2 separate regions of the Homo sapiens genome follow, and region 2 is linked to region 1. A link is a loop called in an ENCODE intact Hi-C map of the cell type or tissue named here. Cell type or tissue: PC-3. All regions are shown on one strand. Links, peaks and the distances in the headings refer to the core of each region. The heading gives the core; the rest is flanking DNA. Region 1 overlaps CMIP (c-Maf inducing protein). Region 2 overlaps CMIP (c-Maf inducing protein).

Region 1 (9,951 bases), core at 537-8,536:
TATGTGTGCAGGTGTGGAGGCAGAGGAGCCCGAGGGAAAGTGGGACGAATACTTCAGAGAGTATGCGATGTTTGAGTTGGGCTTTGAAGGATGAATAGGAGTTTATTGGGCAGAGAGAGAGAAGTTGAAGGAGGTGAGTCATAAAAACTGATTAAATCTCGATTACAGAGAGCCTTGCGTGGCAGGCTACAGTGCTTGGAGTTACACCGGATCACTGAGGAATGTGAGGGCTTACTGGGATTTAATTCTCCTAGTACGGGAGACACTAGGTAAATGTATGTGAACAGGCCTTGTGAAGAGGGACTCTTGGGCCCCCAAGGATCACTGTTGCTACTGTCTACAAACAAGTAGGCAGTGAACGACTATCTCTTTCTACTATCGCTGTTTCGATGATAATAGCACCCACAAATTACCACCTCCAATGCAAGAAGAGATGCATCACGCCTCTACTACAGTAAACTGTGTTATCAAAATAGTAGTAAAGTTGCTTTGTCCATTTCACTATCCCATCAATAGGGCCCAAAATCCCATCTCTGAAAGAGCCTGGTAAGTGGGGTCCTGATGACAGAAGGTAGGTGTGGGGCGGGGCTGTCTCTACAAGTAGCTGTTTAGACCCACCCCCACCCCAAATCCTTTCTGGAAAAAAAAAAGATAGGAGCACAAACAGATGACAACATGACCAATCCCTGAAGCTAGAGGGAGCAATGGAGTCCGGCTGTGAGAATGCCATGCGTTTGTTCCCTGGACCACACGTTCACTAACAGGCCTTCCCCGGCAGCGCCCTGGGCACCATGCTCCAGGAGCTCATGGAGAATGGGGGAGGTGATCAGTGCTGGTGAGACAGGTGCTACGACAGGGGCAGCAACTCTTACAGAGCAGTAAAGAGGAAGACAGCCACTAACTCTGCTCACAGCCGAATCTTGAGAAGTGAGGAGGATTTTGCTGGGCCAGGGACATGGAAGGGCATTTGGGGCTGCAGGGTCAGGACAGGTGGGGTTCTTCTCCAGCCCAATCCTCCAGCAGATGCAAAGGAATTTCTAAGGTCCAGGGAAGTGGACTGGCCAAAAGGTACTGTGCCATGCGGTGTCTGCCGTTAAATTTGTACTGACACACGCTACGACATGGATGAACCTTGAAAATGTGATCCTAAATCAAAGAAGCCTGATACAAAGGGTTTCAGAATGGAATTGATCCACGTATATGAAATGTCCAGAATAGGCAAATCCACAGGACAGAAATCAGACGGCTGTCATGGCCTGGCAGGAGGGGAGCAGGGCTGACTGCTGATGGGCACGGGTTTCCTTTTGAGGTGATGAGAATATTGTGGAACTAGATAGAAGTGGTAGTGATTGCACATTATAAATGTACTAAATGCCACCAAATGGTACATTTATTATTATTATTTTTTGAGACAGAGTCTTACTCTTTTGCCCAGGCTGGAGTACAATGGCACAATCTCGGCTCACTGCAACCTCAACTCCTGAGTTCAAACAATTCTCCTGCCTCAGCCTCCTGAGTAGCTGGGATTACAGGTGCCCACCACCATGCCTGGCTAATTTTTGTATTTCTAGTAGAGACAGGGTTTTGCCATATTGGCCAGGCTGGTCTCAAACACCTGAACTCAAGTGATCTGCCCACCTCAGCCTCCCAAAGTGCTGGGATTACAGGCGTGAGCCACCATGCCTGGCCGAACTGTACATTTACATGTGGTTTTTACATTATGTGAATTTCACCTCAATGAAAAAGAAGTTCCACACGAATGCAATGAATTCTAAGAATTTTCCAAACTTACGGGTGATATTAAAATGGCCATTTCAAAGCCTCTGCTCTCCCTTCACAGGGGTCTGAACAGTTGGGGGAGTTGACTCATGGAGGCATCCAGGCCCAGCAGGCTTCATCCACAGCCACATGAACCCCTTCCTTGCAGAAGCGTTCCTTTACTGGACAGAGGGAGAATGAAGTACTAGGGTCTCAGGGGATTCCTCCAGAGGCCAATTCAAGAACAGAAAGTCATTTCCTGGCATCTCACGATGTGTTGATAATTCGGATGATGGACGGCGCCGGGCTAGTTTGATGTTTATTTCCATGAGCTTCAGTCTTCCTAGTTGGATGAACCAAGGCTCCTGTCATTATGTGGGACTGCAGCTGATCTACACGGGCACACTCTTAACAGACCAATGGTTTCAGCCATTCTCACAGACTACTCTGACCACTCGAGGTAAAAACAGGGTCATTCTGACAAAAAGAAGGATGATTTTACACTTACATACATATATACACACATAAAACACATATACAAACATGGCCTTACACTCAGCTTGAAACAAACAACCTAAAAACTGGATTAAGAGTCTCCTTCCTACGCTTCAGACTCACAGTTTATTCATTCATCAAATATTTACGGAGTGCTTGCTGGAGGACATCGAAGTACTTCCAGCATGTTCTAGGTGTTACGGACACATTGTTCAACAAAACAGAAAGAGCTCCTTGCCTCCAAGGAGTTTTCCTTCTAGTAGGGGGCTTACACTCCAGTGATGGCAATGCAAGCTGAACCCACCACCTGGTGCTGGTGGGCGCTAGGGGCCGTCTTCCCAGGCCTGGCTTGTGGCAACCACGCCTACTGCTCGGCCACACTCCAACTCCACTTCTCCCTTGGATTCGGCGCTCCCAGCCCTTGAATCTAGTGAGTCACCAGGGTCAGAGCCAGCTGCTTCTTGCCCTTCAATTCCTCCACACCTTCCCTTGCCCTCTATCCTACCTCTGCCTCCTCTTATTTTTCTTCTGGAATATTCCAAAGGCTTCCAATCTTTATTTCCTGCTTCCAACGATTCCCTCTCTACCCAAAACACTGTCGCCAGAGTTTTCTTCCCAAAACACAACTCAAATGTGTTGTTCCTCTGCTCAGTGACTTTGAATATCCCTGATTTGCCTACAGAGAAAAATCCAGCCCCCTTGGCCTTGTATTCAGTAGCCTCCATAAGGCTTTCAGATGCTCTCGTCTTTCCCAGAAACCACTTGGGAAAGGGGTATCTAGAAGTGCCTCTGCAACGACAGACAGAGGACTTTAGGTCCAAAGGAGAAACAAAGTACCCCCAATAAGCCTCGGTTGGGGCTGACAGTGAGAGGAAACACAGTGAGACAGTGGGTCTTCTCTTGGGACTCAGTCACTCCCTCCACGTCTGTGACCCGGCCGTGAGAAACTCTATTGACAAGTTTCATTGAGTGCTGGTCCCGCTCTCTGCCCAGGGTCAAGTATTCCCAATGACTTATTTTTAAAAAGCAAATTCGGGCACTAACTGAGAAAGAATTCAGATTTAGCCTAGAACAGTTGCTCAACAAGTGACAAGAATAGATCAGTGGCCGATCCCATTCAGGGTTAAAGAACAGAGCCTCCTTTTCTACCATCAGGCCCACAGCTGTATGAGAGGCCCGGAGCCCCGACCCCGGGGGGAAGTGCCGGTGACAGGGTGGGGACATTCGCACAGACATGAGGCCCAGGACTTGCCCAATGCTGTCGCCGTCAATAGGGAGACAAAGGGGCCAGGCAGGCCAGATGTTGGCAGCAACTCCCTTGCAACCCCAGGAACAATTCCTTCTTTCACTGCCTGATCAGACGGCCAAGGTCAGAGGCAATGCCAGCCAGAGCTTACCCTCTGAGTGCCAAGGCCCTTTAGAGAAATTTAAATAATTTTAGATAGAAACACTCCTTCTTTCCTCGCTTTAAGCAGATGGCAGGGAGTAGCCTTTGCCCTTTCTTGCTGATGCAATTGTCCCTTGGAGCATCTGCTACCCCACACTGCCACCGTCAGGAGCTCCTGAAGCAGTGGAGAGCTGCTGGCCCCCGAATGGTGTCCCCCAACTGCCGTGCACTCTTTATCTTCATTTTCTTTCTGTCATTTTCGTTTTACCCCCGCCGACTTTGTGCTGTTGGGCATTCCGCTCGCCGTTCATGAAAGCGTTCCCTCTTGCTTCATCCTGATTTGCTGCTTTTAGTTTCATGGTCTTGGAAACCCAAGCAATACACTAGTCAGGACTGTGCCCTGCATGGGAGCGAGGCCCTGCTGGGAATGCAACCAAAGAGTTAGAGTGTGGCAGCCACCGTGACTTTGGTACACTTCTCTACCTGGATTCTGGGCTGGGTTCGGAGTGTTTGCTGGAAAGTGGTCTCTGAATAAGCAGGGTGTTCCTCCGTTTACCATCAACAAGGTGCACAGATGACTCAAAGCTCAGAGGTCCTTACAACTGAAAACCCAGCCCACTGGACTCCAGGGAGCAATGAAAAACCACTTGCTACCCTTTAGGGGAGGCCTTTGAGGACCCTTCCCAGTCCCCACACATCCCTTCTCAAGCTCAGTCTGATAAGTGGCTTTCAGAAGCACTGCCTTGGCCCTGTCACGCTCAAGGAGACTGGGGACACCCTGGCAAGTTGGCAAAAAAAATATTCCAAGGAGGGGTTCCTGGAGGCACTGGGCTGAACATTTGGGGAAGAGGCTTGACATGGTTTGGGTCTGTGTCCCCACCCCAGACTCATGTTCAATTATAATCCCCAATGTTGGAGAAGGGGCCTGTGGGAGGTGATTGGATCATGGGGGCAGTTTCTCAGGATTTAATACCATCCCTCTTGGTATTGTTGGCGTGATAGTGAGTTCTCATGAGATCTGGTGGTTTAAAGTGTGTGGCACCTCTCCCCGCCAGCTCTCTTCGTCCTGCTCAAGCCATGTGATGTGCTGGCTCCTCCTTTGCCTTCCACCTGAGGCCTCCCCAGAAGCTGATGCTGCCATGCTTTCTGCACAGCCTGCAGAACCGTGAGCCCATTAAACCTCCTTTCTTAAAATTACCCAGTCTCAGGTATTTCTTTAGAGCAAGGTAAGAACTGATTAATACAAGGCCCCTCTGCAGAGAAGGAAAAGAGCAGGGACTAAAGGGTTCTGGGGATCAGGCTCCCTGGGTCCCAACCCCAGCTCTGCCACCCCAGAGCTGTCTGCGTGAGGAAGTGGTTCCCTTGCCCTGTGCCTCGGTTTTCCCTCTGTAGCAACCTCAGGGTGTTATGGTGAGGAATAAGGATAGCACTATTCCTAAAATGCCAAGCTCGGCTATTCCCCTTCTAGGTGAATACCCCAAAGAACTGAAAACATGGACTCAAACAAATACAGCCAAGCACTGCATAACAACGTTCTGGTCACGATGGACCACATTTATGACTGCGGTTCCATAAGATTATGATTCCATATTTTTACTGTGCCTTTTCTATGTTTAGATATGCTTAGACACACAAATACTTACCACTATGTTACAACTGCCACCAGTATTCAGTAGAGTAACCTGTTGTACAGGTTTGTGGCCTAGGAACAATAAGCCGCACCTCACAGCCCAGGTGTGAGGCAGGCTACACCATCGAGGCTTCTGTGAGCACACTCCAGGATGTTCGCTCAGTGACTAAATCACCTAACTACGCGCTTCCCGGAACGTATCCCCATCGTGAAACAATGCATGACTACACTTGTACAAGAATGCTCACGGCCGCTTATTCACGACAGCCAAAAAGGTGAAAACAACACAAACGTCCATCAACAGATGAATGGATAAGAAAGAAAAATGATACATACAGACAATGGAGTATCATTCTGCCATCAAAAGGAAGGCAGTGCTGACACATGCTGCAACACGGAAGAACCCTGACAACATGACGCTGAGGGAAAGAAGCCAGTGGAAAAAGACCATGTACTGTGTGATTGTACTGCTATGAAAAGTCCAGAAGAGGAAAGCCCAAAAAGACAGAAATTGATGGCTGTCAGGGGGCTGGAAGAGAGGGGAATGGGGAATGACTGCTAATGGGCACGAGATTTCGTGCTGGGGTGGAGAAGAGGTTTCGGAATTAGATAGAAGTGGCAGTTACACAACATCGCGAATTTGCTAAAGGCCGCTGAACTATGCTCTTGTTTGTTTGTTTTTGAGACAGAGTCTCGCTCTGTTGCCCAGGCTGGAGTGCAGTGGCATGATTTCGGCTCACTGCAACCAGGAGCAGTGGCTCACGCCTGTAATCCCAGCAGTTTGGGAGGCGAAGACGGGTGGATCACTTGAGGTCAGGAGTTCGAGACCAGCCTGGCCAACATGGCAAAACCCTGTCTCTACTAAAAATGCAAAAATTAGCTGGGTGTGGTGGCAGGCATCTATATAGTCCCAGCTACTTGGGAGGCTGAGGCACAAGAATTGCTTGAACCCAGGATGCAGAGGTTGCAGTGAGCCGAGATCACGCCACTGCACTCCAGCCTGGGTGACAGAGTGAGACTCCATTTCAAAAATAAAAAAATTAAAAAAAGAAAGAAAAGAGAAAGAAAACAAACCCAAAATAAATTAAGTGGGCAATTTCATATGAGGTGAATTTATCTCAATTAGAAAGACAAAAATACCTTAGCTTAGTGCCCAGCGTGTAGCTCACCATGTCACAAACAGGCTCCAGAGCCGGGAGACATAGGGCACCTCGCTTCTCTGATTCTTGTCTGTCCCCTAAAGGGGTCTGATCACGGCCCTGCCCTCAAGGCCCTACATCACAGCTGCTGTAAAGCTGGAGATTAGGAATGGGAGCTGAGGGAGGGTGTCAAGGCAGCTAAGCAGGTTAGGAAACCCCTGCCTCCATCTTAAGGGGAGAATGAACTCTTGGGAGCCCCAAGACACTGGTTCCATTCTACTGGAAATATCCGTTCTTCAGAAAGACAAGTTGAGCCACAGTTATCCTAGCTTCAAACTTTTTAAACCTGTCATATCATTTTTTTTTTAATTTCTTTTTTTGAGACGGAGTCTCGCACTGTCGCCCAGGCGGGCTGGAGTGCAGTGGTGCGATCTCGGCTCACTGCAAGCTCCGCCTCCCGGGTTCACGCCATTCTCCGGCCTCAGCCTCCCGAGTAACTGGGACTACAGGCGTCCGCCACCACGCCCAGCTAATTTTTTTGTATTTTTCAGTAGAGACGGGGTTTCACCATGTTAGCCAGGATGGTCTCGATCTCCTGACCTCGTGATCCATTTTTTTTTAAGTGGCAGAACTCTTTTTTTACATGAAATCTTTGCCCAGAGTCCCTTAAAACAGAAGGCAGGTGACACTCAGCGGGAGGTGTTGCCTTCAGGGGGGAGCAGGGCTGGGCCATGCCCCCTCTACCTCTTCCACACCTGCTATGGTTCAGGGACAATCTCTCCAAGTCCACATTTTCCCTCTTCCCAGTGAGACAACCAAGAAAGGGCCTGGCAGGGTTCTGCTGGTTTCCTTCAAGAAGGAGGCTCAAGGTGAACATGACACTAAGGGGCAGGATTGCTGTCCAGTTAGAAACTGGCTTCCGAGGTCTGGAGGGCTGTTTTGGGGCACAGAGGAAGGGGCTGGATTTGTGGTGGCTCAAGAGAGCAGAGCTAGGGCCAAAGAGTACCAGTCAGAGGGACAAAGGTGAATGCCTTCCACACCTGAGAGCTGCCCCATGGAGGCCCCAGGAGGACCAGCTGCTGGCCTCTGTCTTGCAAGGACCGCCACCACCCTTCACCTTCATCTTCCTCCTCATTGTTAAGAAGTAACCCCTTATCATCCCTGCAATAGCCCTAGGAGGCAGGGGGGTGCCATCCCCATGTCCCTGCAGGGGAAACTGAGGCACAGAGAGGCGAGGGTGCTTGCCCTAGGTCAACTGGAATTCTTATCTGAATCCGAGATTCTATGGAAGAAAAACAGACTCAGGAGAGGCAAATTGCTTTCTGGAGCTGAAGAAGCTGAGCTAGATCTGGAACTGTGTCTCCTGACTCTTAGTCCAGTGTTCCCTCTGCTGTCTCCCACTGGCCAGCACAGAAAGGAGAAGAAGCATCTGGGGTCAGATGGCACAACCTTGGACCTCGCAGGCCAGGTCTCCGGGGCAGCAAGTGGCTTTGGAGTGAAGGCTTCCCTGCAATGGCACGGGCTTATCTGCCATGGAACTTTTCCGACGCCAGTGCAGGAAGGGAGCAGGTGTTGGCTGCTTCCAGGCCATGGTCCCCAGAGAGGGACACAGAGGATGTATGCACAGTCTTTTGTGATGTCTCCCACGTGCAAAAAACCAAAATGTCTTTATCCAACTGGCTGGGAAGAACATCCTACACACCAGCCCATGGCATGGAGATTTCATACTTTATGGACTGAAGGGACCAGAGGAAGGGGTGGGGAAATTCACAAGGACAGCTCTCTCCAATGTGAGCTCCGAGATGAGATCGTTTTTGGAGAAGGAAGGAGAGAGGGAGACACAAAACATCTGGAGAACTCTCTCTGTGTTCTTCCCCTTGCTCAGGTATACAATTCAAAGTAACAAGACCCAGCACTCACATAGCTCAGGGCTGGGACTGCCATTGACCAGGGAGAGATTAAGGGACTCTGTACTCTTTATGACAAAGACCCCAGGAAGAGCAGGAAAGAGACCTTATATGCAGTGTCTCTCACTTTTAGTTAAATGATGACGATGGTGATAGTGGTGATGCTGTAACAGTGGTGACGAAGATGATGGTGGTGATGAAGGTGATGGTTATGATGGTGGTGATGATGGTGATGGTGACAGTGATAATAATGTAGTGGTAATGGGGATGATGGTTATGATGGTGGTGATGGTGATGATGGTGATGGTGATAGTGATAATAATGTAGTGGTAATTGGGATGATGGTGGTGATGAAGGTGATGGTGATGATGGTGATGGTGATAGTGATAATAAAGTAGTGGTAATGGGGATGATGGTGGTGATGAAGGTGATGGTGATGATGGTGATGGTGATAGTGATAATAATGTAGTGGTAATGGGGATGATGGTGGTGATGAAGGTGATGGTGATGATGGTGATGGTGACAGTGATAATAGCGTAGTGGTAATGGGGATGATGGTGATGATGAAGGTGATGGTGATGATGGTGATGGTGACAGTGATAATAGCGTAGTGGTAATGGGGATGACGGTGATGATGAAGGTGATGGTGATGATGGTGATGGTGATAGTGATAATAGCGTAGTGGTAATGGGGATGACGGTGATGATGAAGGTGATGGTGATGATGGTGATGGTGATAGTGATAATAATGTAGTGGTAATGGGGATGATGGTGGTGATGAAGGTGATGGTGATGATGGTGGTGATGGTGATAGTGATAATAATGTAGTGGTAATGGGGATGATGGTGGTGATGAAGGTGATGGTGATGATGGTGATAGTGATAATAATATAGTTGTAATGGGGATGATGGTGGTGATGAAGGTGATGGTGATGATGGTGATAGTGATAATAATATAGTGGTAATGGGGATGATGGTGGTGATGAAGGTGATGGTTATGATGGTGATGGTGATAGTGATAATAATGTAGTGGTAATGGGGATGATGGTGGTGATGAAGGTGATGGTTATGATGGTGGTGATGGTGATGATGGTGATGGTGATAGTGATAATAATGTAGTGGTAATGGGGATGATGGTGGTGATGAAGGTGATGGTGATGATGGTGGTGATGGTGATAGTGATAATAATGTAGTGGTAATGGGGATGATGGTGGTGATAAAGGTGATGGTTATGATGGTGATGATGGTGATGGTGATAGTGATAATAATGTAGTGGTAATGGGGATGATGGTGGTGATGAAGGTGATAGTTATGATGGTGGTGATGGTGATAGTGATAATAATGTAGTGGTAATGGGGATGATGGTGGTGATAAAGGTGATGGTTATGATGGTGATGATGGTGATGGTGATAGTGATAATAATGTAGTGGTAATGGGGATGTTGGTGGTGATGCTAATAGTGGTGGTGATGATGACAGTGACAGTGATGCTGCTGTTGATTGTGGTGGTGGTGATGATGTGATCAGAGCAGCCTCCACTACGACCAAGTACTTCTCAAGCTTCACCAAATTTAATACCTGCTCTGACACTTCCATTTTACAGATGAGAACACCAAGGCTTAGAGAGGTACTGGGACA
Region 2 (9,951 bases), core at 642-8,641, 72 kb after region 1:
TGCTGGAGTCATGCTTCTAGTTTAACTGGGAGAAGACGGTCTGGCACAGGGAAAAGGCTGAGAGCTTTGGGACAGGGCACTCCTGCCAGGACAGGCCACGTGGCCATGGGTCACCTCCTGGCCTCAGTCTCCAGCTCTGGAAAATGGGAAGGATATGACCTTCCTCCAGGGCTGTTGGGCCTGGCACACAGCAGGCCCTCGAACAACGATGCTCAGGGGAGTGTTCATCGCATTTTCTGTTACTGGACCCCAGCGCCCCACTTGGTCTGTGGTAGCTCCTCTGAAAGATGTTAGTATGAGCAACAGCTAGAGCCACCATGGCGCACACTGGCACGGCACACACACAGGCCAGGCAGCAGCCTAAGGATTGTGTATTAAGTCACTTAATCTTCACAACCACCCTGGGAAGCAGGAAATACTGTTTCCTCCACTTTACAGATAAGGAGACTGAGGCACAGAGAAGTCTGGAAACAAACCCACGGGGACCCAGGTTATAAGGGGTGAAGCCATGACCTTCTCCTGGGCTCTCAGGCTCCAGAGCCACCGCGATTGACCGCAACACTAGATCTACCAGGGGTGCCCATGCGGTGCTGAGAGCCACGCTAAAGTCTTAATTAATAGGCTGTCCCATCTAATTCTCACAGTACACCCATTTTGCAGATGAAGAATGGAGGCTCAGTGAGCGCAAACCACTTGTCTAAGGTCATGGACTAATGAGTAGCCAGCTGGGTTGGAACCTGGATGGTCTCGTCACACTCCTGACCACTGCACCCCAAGTTAGCCTCGTTCCTAAGGTCAAACTGGGCTGCCTCTTCCTCCCTCCTCATGCCACTTCTGGAAGCTTCCCTCACCCTGATCCTCTGGAGGTGGCCACACGCCCCCACAAAGGGGAAGCTTTCTCAGCCACCCTCCTCCTCCCTGCCTGCCCCACCCCTCCAACTGCATGGGCTGGGACACCTACCCTCTTCACCACAAAACCAGATGCAAATCCATTCCTCAAATAGACTGGAAGTGTCACCGGATTCTAGTCTCTTCTATAGTAAATACATGAAGTCAGTCTCCATAAACAAATGCATTATTTTAGGGATGAAGATTCACTGGACATCAACAAAGCTGGCGGCGTTTTTGTTTTGTTTTGTTTTTGTTGTTTTTCTTTTAAACTAGCAGCAGCAACCACAACGGAAACCCCATGGTCTGTTTTGGGGTCAAAACACAAAGCCTTCCTCTAGCCCCAGGATTGCACTGGGCAGTGGGGGCAAGAATGCCCCACCTAGGCTGAGGGAAGCGCAGCAAATATGGTTTGGGCAAAGACAACAGGGCAAAGGTTGCAAGTCAGTGGAATGAAAGCCAGCCCAGAGGATCCGAGAGCTGGAATCTTAAATATTCACACCAGGAAGTAATGGCACTAAGTCTGGAGCCAGCTAGGGCCATGCCTGTGTCCCTTGCAAAACGGCTTGGCCTGGAAACAGGAGGCAGCTCCACTCTGGGAATTGACCCATCTGACCCTTGCCCCATTGCCTAGACCCACGGGTCTGCACAGCAGCCAGGCCAGAACGGACCGGGGGGTTCCCAAGTCAGCACCCTCAGCACAAGCTGGAGGTACAATCCCAGCTCCACGCCGGCTCAGCCCCAGGAAGGTGTCCCCGACACGGCAGAGAAACAAAGGCCAGCTCTATTTGCAAACTGGCCTCCTGGAGAATCCCGGGGTGGAAAGGAGCCCACTCCAGCCAGGTGGTATGGCAGATCAGCTTGCAGTCCTGTCATTCACTCAACAGCCGTTTCCGGAACACCTACTATGCGTGGGGCCCAGGCCAGCCGCGCTGGCTGTCTCCTCAACTCCAGCCTCTTGCTGGGACCTTGGCAACCAGGCCCAAGAGAAAGGCGGCTCCTCTGAATAGCCTGCTGGCAGGAAGCCCCACACTCTGGGTCTGGTGAGCAGCAACGGATGCAGGCAGGCCCCGCTCTACGAAAACTCGATCTAGGGGGAGAATCTTCCAACCTACCAAGAAGAGGAAAGAACTCAGAGGTTTACCAGAGGGCAAGGGATCAAAATCAAAACTCAAAAGCTCCCACCAGCCAAAAATGGGCCAACCGGAGCATCCAAAAGAATAGTAACTGCAAGGAATTGAAATTCATCAAATAAGCCGGACATGGTGGCTCACGCCTGTAATCCCAGCACTTTGGGACGCTGAGGAGGGCGGATTGCTTGAGACCAAGAGTTTGAGACCAGCTTGGGCAACATGGAGAAACCCCATTTCTACTAAAAATGCAAAAATTAGCTGGGTGTGGTGGTGCGTGCCTGTAATCCCAGCTACTTGGGAGGCTGAGGCAGGAGAATTGCTTGAACCCAGGAAGCAGAGGTTGCAGTGAGCTGAGATCATGCCACTGCACTCCAGCCTGGGTGACAGAGTAAGACTCTGTCTCAAAAAAAATTATTATTTTAATTATAATTATTTTGTGGCCAATTAATTTTATTAATAAAAAAGAAATTCATCAAATATAAATTTAAATCCATGAATTCATGTTGATATTTAAAAAAAAACCTTTGGAAGATGCTACAAAATCAGTTTATTACTCTAAACTTGATACAAAGGGGAAGAGTGAAGCATTTCTGCTGCCTTTCCTGTACACACTAAACATTGCAACAACCATGTAGCTGATGAAGTGAAGCCCTTCTTCGGATGATCCCATCTGACAAATGAGGAAGGAAAGGTAGAGCTAAAACACCTGCCCTTTGCAATCTCTAATGAAATAATGCACCTGAGCAGTGATTGCTGGTGCCCACTGGAACATGAGCAGGAAAGGTGATGGGGGTGGTGATGGATAGATCAGGCAGCCAGCACCAGAACCTGCCCATCAACCACAGCAAGAAAGACCCCCACCAAGGCATGAGGGACCCTGGAGTGAGGCAACTGGAAGTGCACAGAAACACCTACCTAGAGAGGAATCATGCCGAAAATTTTAATCCAAATCAACCAAATCTCTAGATCAGTGCTCTCCAATAGAAATACAATGCAAGCCACATGTTTAAAACTAAATATTCTAGTAGCCACATTTTAAAAAAGTAAAACAGGTGAAATCAATGTTAATAATATATTTTAACCCAATATATCAAATATATTATCACTTCAACATATAATCAATACAAAAAATGAGTAGTGAGATACTGTATATTTTTTTTCATACTAAGTCTTCAAAATCCAGTGTGCGTTTTACACTTAGAGCACATCTCAATGAGGACCTCATTTCAAGTGCTCAGCGACCATGTGTGGCTGGTGGCCGTGGTATTGGACAGCACAGGTCTAAAACTAACTAGAGGCCAGGTGCAGTGGCTCACACGTGTAATCCTAGCACTTTGAGAGGTAGAGGTGGGCAGATCACTTGAGCCCAGGAGTTCGAGACCAGCCTGGGCAACATGGTGAAACGCCATCTCTACAAAACATACAAAAAATTAGGCAGGCGTGGTGGTGCACACCTGTAGTCCCAGCTACCAGGAAGGCTGAGGTGGGAGGATCATCTGAGCCTGGGAAGTTGAAGCTGCAGTGAGCCACGATCATGCAACTGTACTCCAGCCTGAGCAACAGAGTGAGACCTTGTGTAAAAACAAACTAGGAATTCACAAGGTATGCAGGAAATCTACAGGAAATACAGGGAACAGAGGAATGTGTTAAATGACACCATGAGGAAGCAATCAGCAAAACTCAGAATATGGAAAATTCTACAGGGCAGATGACTAACTTAAAGAGATTGTAAAACCTTCAGTAAGCAAATACAGGGTGTAGACCACGTCCGGAATCTTAAATGAGCAAACCAATAGTAAAAATCATGAATGAAATAACTAGGGAAATGTGAACATTGGACATTTGATATCAAGGAATTATTGTTAGTTTCTTAGGCATGAGGATGGTATTACATTTATATCTATTTGTTAAAAGATACTTTATTTTTTAGAGATTCCTATTTAAGTCATTTCTGATGAACTAACAGCATGTCAGGGATTTGCATCTAAACAGTGGCTGGGAGAGAGGGAAGCATACAGAGGCAGCTACACCCCAAGACTCATCATAAGCTGGGAACTGTTGAAGCAGATGATGAGTACATGGGGGTTCATTTTACTCCCCCATGCTCTCAGTATATGTTTTAAAATTTCCCAAAGTTAGGCTGGCAGCTGTGGCCCAAGCCTGTAATCCCAGCACTATGGGAGGCCGAATCAGGTGGATCACCTGAGGTCAGGAGTTCAAGACCAGACTGACCAATATGGTGAAACCCCATCTCTACTAAAAATATAAAAGTTAGGTGGGCAAGGTGGCATGCACCTGTAGTCCCAGCTACTCAGGAGGCTAAGGCAGGAGAATTGCTTGAACCTGGGAGGTGGAGGTTGCAGTGAGCTGAGATCTCACCACTGCACTCCAGCCTGGGCGACAGAACAAGACTCTATCTCACCAAAAAAACAAAACAAAACAAAATAAAGGTTTGTGATTTGTGATTTTTTTTGTTTTAATGAAGGAAAAAAAAACATTGGTCTTGGACTGGTCCATCACAGTATCTGAGAAAGGTGGTAGTGAAGTGTAATTTTGAAAAGACCTGGAATCGCACCTCCAGGACTTAAATCCTGGCTTTGTGCCTGGCTGGTTGTGTGACTTTGTGCATGTCCCTTTGCTTGCTAAACCTCAGTTTACTCACCTCCTAAACAGGGCTACTAACAATAGTGTTTCCTCAGAAGACTGTCAAAGGATTAAACTAATCCAAACCAAGTGCTTAGCTGAGAGCACATAATAATGTTAGGTGGTAATAACACTACCATTATTGACATTGTCATCATTATTATTAGCAAAAACATCAGTGATGAAGTGATGAGGGCGGCCATCATGGTCCCACTTGGGCGACTCACACCCAGGGAAACAAGGGCCCTGACACCTGCTCCGTGGAGCTCCTGGGCAGCTGTGAGGAGCGAGCACCCCCTCGTCCCCGATCAGACCTTGAGAACTATAACACAAAGAGGGTGGCAGCCCCGCAGCAGGATGCTGACGTCACTGTCGTCAATACCTTGATAGAGGCCCAAGAGACAAAGTCACAGCCAAAGTGAGCAGAGCTTTTGCCAAACGCCCCATTAAAGATACAGGAAAAGCATCCTCATCTAAAATCCTGATGGAAATTGATCAGAAAATGAGGTTCAATTTGCCAGCCAGGTCTGATTCAGGCATACTTCCTTTGGGGCAGGACTTCTCCGTGAGGGCAGGATGTCCGGAGCTCCTGACAAAGGGGCCCCCAGCCAATCACTGCATCAGATCCATCACACTTCCATGCTCCTGCCCACCAGGAAACTCACCTGTTCTCTCCTCCCTGGTTAAGGGAGACAGGAAGACAGCAAGCTGAGGGGTCTGGGTCCCAGTTAAGACCCAGCCCCAAGGATGTGCAGCTGGGGCAGGTAGGCCTCAAGAGACATCTGTTCAGACCATGCCCTTGGGTTATCCAGGCAGCATTCCTGAAACCAGGGTTGGAGCCCTGACCCCAACCCTAGGGTAGGGCTCTGCTTAGGGCCGCCCTGGCTCGACCTGCTCAGGATGACCAGAGGGAGGCGGACAGAGTGGGCGGAAGGGAAAGACAGCCAGACTATGACCCCCGAGTACCTGCACATCAGGCACCAACATGAAAGTCATTCCCATTTTTAGAGCTAAAAAACCAGAAGCTCAGAGAGGTGCCAGAGGCAGTGCACGCAGGAAGGAGGCAGCCCCAATGTCAAACCCAAGTGCCTATCTCCAAAGCCAAACTCCCACCAATGTGTTATGCCGAGCTAGGTGACAGGAAGCAAGCCCCCAGACACACACACAGGCAGGGAACTGTGCAGGCTGAGGGCACATCAGCATCATTCCGGTGGGCTCTCCAGCTGGGTGGTCCTGCCCATGCCACATCTCTCTGCACCTGCTTGCGCATCTATAGGATGGAGCTAAAGAGAGCCCTGTGGGGCAATGACAGCTGAGGACACAGGAGGTCTGCCACACGGGGAGCACACGGTGTTGGTGACACCTGCAGACACCTGAATGAATCTGTTCTTCATGAGGACCTGCTGGCACTTTTTCTCTCTGAAGAGTAGATCTTTATTTGAAAAAAATAAAATGAATGATTCCCTTCCCATCATAAAAGCTGCTGCTCTTAAGGCTAAGGGAAAGGGAACCTGAATTGTATTCAAGAGTTCATTCCTGGAGTAGGGGAGACTCCACGCTGAGCAAAGGAATGGCAGGCAAGGCCAAGGGAGAACCACTCCAGACATGACACTTGCTCTCCTAAGTACTTCCCAACCCCAGTGCACAGTTGACAAAAGCATACATCAGAAGGGGCCCTGAGACACCATGAGGATCCCCATCCTGGGGCCTACGTGGGTCCCTCAGGCATGATCAGATCATTCTGCACACCATCCCAGGCCTGCAGGAGCTGTCCTGAGATCTGTCTCACGGAGCACCCTCTCAGACTGATGGAGAGTGCTGAAACTCCCAATGCAGTCTGTAAATACCTATCAATATTCCAGAGGTGCATAACCTTTGACTCAGACATTTCATTTCTAGGAATTTTTCCCAGAGACATTTTTGCATTTGTCTCAAAGATATATATACATGGATAATCACATGGCATTGCTTGAAAGAGTAAAAGGCTGCAAAAACAGCCATCAGTAAGAAAATGACCAAATAGAGCTATGGAGTAGAATGCTCTGTAACCACAAAAAGAGAACAGGGAAGCTGTCCTGATATGCAACCATTCCTCACTATTGTTTAGTGAGAAAATATTACAGGAAAATGTGCACAGGATTCTATCATTCGTTTAAACAAACCAAATTTGTACGTATTTGCGTCTATGTACCTAATTATGTCCACAAAGGAGATGATCAGAAACCAGGGATGCTGTGGCCTCTGGGGAGGAGATAAGCCAGCCGGGCCACAGGGCAAGAGGGACTTTTCACCACATTTCCTTATAGATTTCCTGAGCTGTGCATCATATGAAAGTCCTATCTATTCAAAAATAAATGCACACATTTAATATTTCAAAATAATATAAAGTAGAGGATGTAGCACTCACTTTGTCTCTAGAACAAGGTTGGGGGAGGAATGCTCCTGCTTTGTTCCTCTCTGTTCAATCATCTCTGATTCCTCCGTTAAGCATGGGTGGATAGGTTGGCATTGCCCAAGTGGGCTCTACTAAAAGCCTGGGAAAACCAAATGGGAAATAAACCAAGAAAGGCAAAAATCACCGGATCAGTCCAGCTCCAGCAGGCTGGGCCAGTGTCCCAGGCAGCAATGGGACTCACACCCCAGTACTACTGAGTGCTACCCTCACAGCCCTTCCCCAGAACCCAGTCCTCTTGTTCCCCCAAGAACCCCAAATATAAAGCAGGGCAAACGCAAAGTGATCTGCGGCCACCCCAACCAGGAGATTCCACTCAGGTCTCCTGGTTAATCTTAATGAGCCTTGTGAATTTGCATTCCACTCCACATCTGTGCACACTTTAACAGCAAAATAATATCTCCAATGACTCCTGAATTAAATGGTTTCACCTTTTCTCCCTTCACCAAATTGTCTAAAGTGGATGTTCCCACAAAGGGGAGCCATGTTTTACATTACGCACCAATTAAACGACTTAACCTTTCCACCCCTCAAGGAAAATGCTCATTCCAAGAAGATGAGCCATGTTCTAAATTATATATTAGTTAAATTACTTAATCTTTTCCCTCTGAATCCACAAGTCAAGTGGACACACATAGAGGACACACCCAATTTAGCCTATGGTTTCTCAAACTCCTGACACCCTCACAGGCTGCACATATCCCAGTTTGAGAAACGTAGTTTTAGGCTTATCTTTAGCAGCTGCAGAGGGAGGGTACCCAAGACCCCCAGAAAGCCAAGGCTGGGCAGATGATCTTCCTTTCTTTTTTAAGACAGAGTCTAGCTCTGTCACCCAGGCTGGAGTGCAGTGGCACAATCGGCTCACTGCAAGCTCCGCCTCCTGGGTTCACGCCATTCTCCTGCCTCAGCCTCCTGAGTAGCTGGGACTACAGGCGCCCGCCACCACGCCCAGCTAATTTTTTTGTATTTTTTTTAGTACAGATGAGGTTTCACCATGTTAGCCAGGATGGTCTCGATCTCCTGACCTCGTGATCCACCTACCTCGGCCTCCCAAAGTGTTAGGATTACAGGCGTGAGCCACTGTGCCCGGCCGATGATCTTTCTTTAGAGGACATTCAGGAACAAGGCTTTGAGCCATTTCTTTTTTTTTTTTTTTTTGAGACGGAGTCTCGCTCTGTCATCCAGGCTGGAGTGGAGTGGCGTGATCTCAGCTCACTGCCACCTCCGCCTCCTGGGTTCAAGTGATTCTCCTGCCTCAGCCTCCCAAATAGCTGGGGCTATAGGCGCACACCACCACACACAGCTAATTTTTAGTAGAGACGGGGTTTCACTAGTGTGGCCAGGCTGGTCTCGAACTCCTGACCTCGTGATCCGCCCGCCTTGGCCTCCCAGAGTGCTGGGATTACAGGCATGAGTGAGCCATTTCAAACTCAAAGTTCCACTTTATTTTCTTCCCACTTGATCATCTTTCTATTCGGAAGACTTTTCCCCAATCAAGCTTCTGTTCTTAAGCCATTACTGATTGTTATTTCCATTACCCATTTTAATCTCCATTTTCCAATGTTATTTCCACAATACAAGGCCAGTTTCTTTAAAAAACAATAAATTGCAATGTAAGGAAGAATGAGGTCTTCCTGTGTAATGAAATGGCTGAGCATAACTGAGGCAAGATCCACCTCTTAAGAACAGAGGTCAAGATCTCAGCAGGGCTTTGTGAAGGTCAGAAAACTTCTCTGGGGGCCCTTGCTCATTACTGTCTTCTCAGACCCCAAATCAGTAAGTACTGGTCAGGATCAGAACGGTCCTGAGTGTAGGCTCAGGATCACACAGGCCTAGATCCAATCAGCTTCGCCAGTTTCTAACTACGTGAGCTGCAGGAAGTTCCTTAACCTCTCCGAGCCTTGGTTTCCTCATCAATAAAATGAGGCTAAGAGGGGTCCCACCTGTTAGGGTTGCAGGAGGATGAATAGAGACAACGTGTGTAAACTGCTCAGCAATGTGACAGCATGTAATAAGCACTCAATGAACGGCAGTTCTTACTGTTCCTGATTTATTTTATTTTATTTTGAGATGGAGTTTTGCTCTTGTCGCCCAGGCTGGAGTGCAATGGCACAATCTAGGCTCACCGCAACCTCCACCTCCCGGGTTCAAGTGATTCTCCTGCCTCAGCCTCCCGAATAGCTGGGATTACAGGCATGTGCCACCACGCCCGGCTGATTTTTTGTTTTGTATTTAGTAGAGACAGGGTTTTGCCATGTTGGTCAGGCTGGTCTCAAACTCCTGACCTCAGGTGATCCACCTGCCTTGGCCTCCCAAAGTGCTGGGATTACAGGCATGAGCCACCGTGCCCAGCCTGTTCCTGATTTAAACCAGCCACTCTTTCACTGAGGAGAGACTCAAAGAGAGACCCAGCTTACAAGAGGGAAATGATCTTGGCCAAAGTTTCTGTGCAGAGCTCCCTGACACTACTCATAACTTTCTTCACAGTCTGGGGAAACAGACAAGGCTTTCAGTTCCCAAACTAAGAAAGCACTAAAGCTCCAAGAGGGACCAGAAACTCGGCCCAGCAGGTCCCAGCTGAGGCTCTGGGGCTCACAGACCCCGCTGCCTTTGAAAACCAGGGTGCAAATGGACAAAACGCACAAGATCAGCAGCTCTCCAGGCGTGGGGTCTGGAGGACCAGGCCCACATGGAAGCAAGAACAGGCAGAAGCGAAACAACAACATGGCCTCCACACAGGCCCAGTTCTCTCCTTTTTCAGAACACATGAGGGATTCCACTTCCCTTCCCTCTTCACCCACCCCTATAAATTATAGGTGTGGCTACGTGACTTGT

What was found. A loop is a pair of places that touch in the nucleus more often than their neighbours do. Peaks named below come from ENCODE experiments on the same cell type or tissue, not always from the same donor. Only the 100,000 strongest peaks of a DNase experiment are listed, where the experiment ranks them.
Region 2: it touches region 1 in a loop (3-fold over the local background); 7 of 110 quality-filtered maps call a loop at or near these places.

Annotation. Positions count from the first base shown.
Region 1 is chr16:81,576,798-81,586,748 of GRCh38, reverse strand. All of the region lies in intron 1 of CMIP (c-Maf inducing protein), which reads right to left. Among named protein-coding and RNA genes, the nearest start is that of MIR6504, 30 kb to the left of the region's middle. RefSeq lists an enhancer at 3,752-4,569. In PC-3, for the core only: a CTCF peak has its summit at 689; DNase peaks (open chromatin) are centred at 2,398, 2,678 and 5,448; H3K27ac peaks cover 6,989 bases.
Region 2 is chr16:81,505,228-81,515,178 of GRCh38, reverse strand. The region is part of intron 1 of CMIP (c-Maf inducing protein); the gene reads right to left. Among named protein-coding and RNA genes, the nearest start is that of MIR7854, 24 kb to the left of the region's middle. RefSeq lists enhancers at 1,659-1,788, 1,496-2,326, 9,584-9,653, 9,664-9,933. In PC-3, for the core only: no CTCF peak of the experiment used is centred there; a DNase peak (open chromatin) is centred at 3,688; H3K27ac peaks cover 6,526 bases.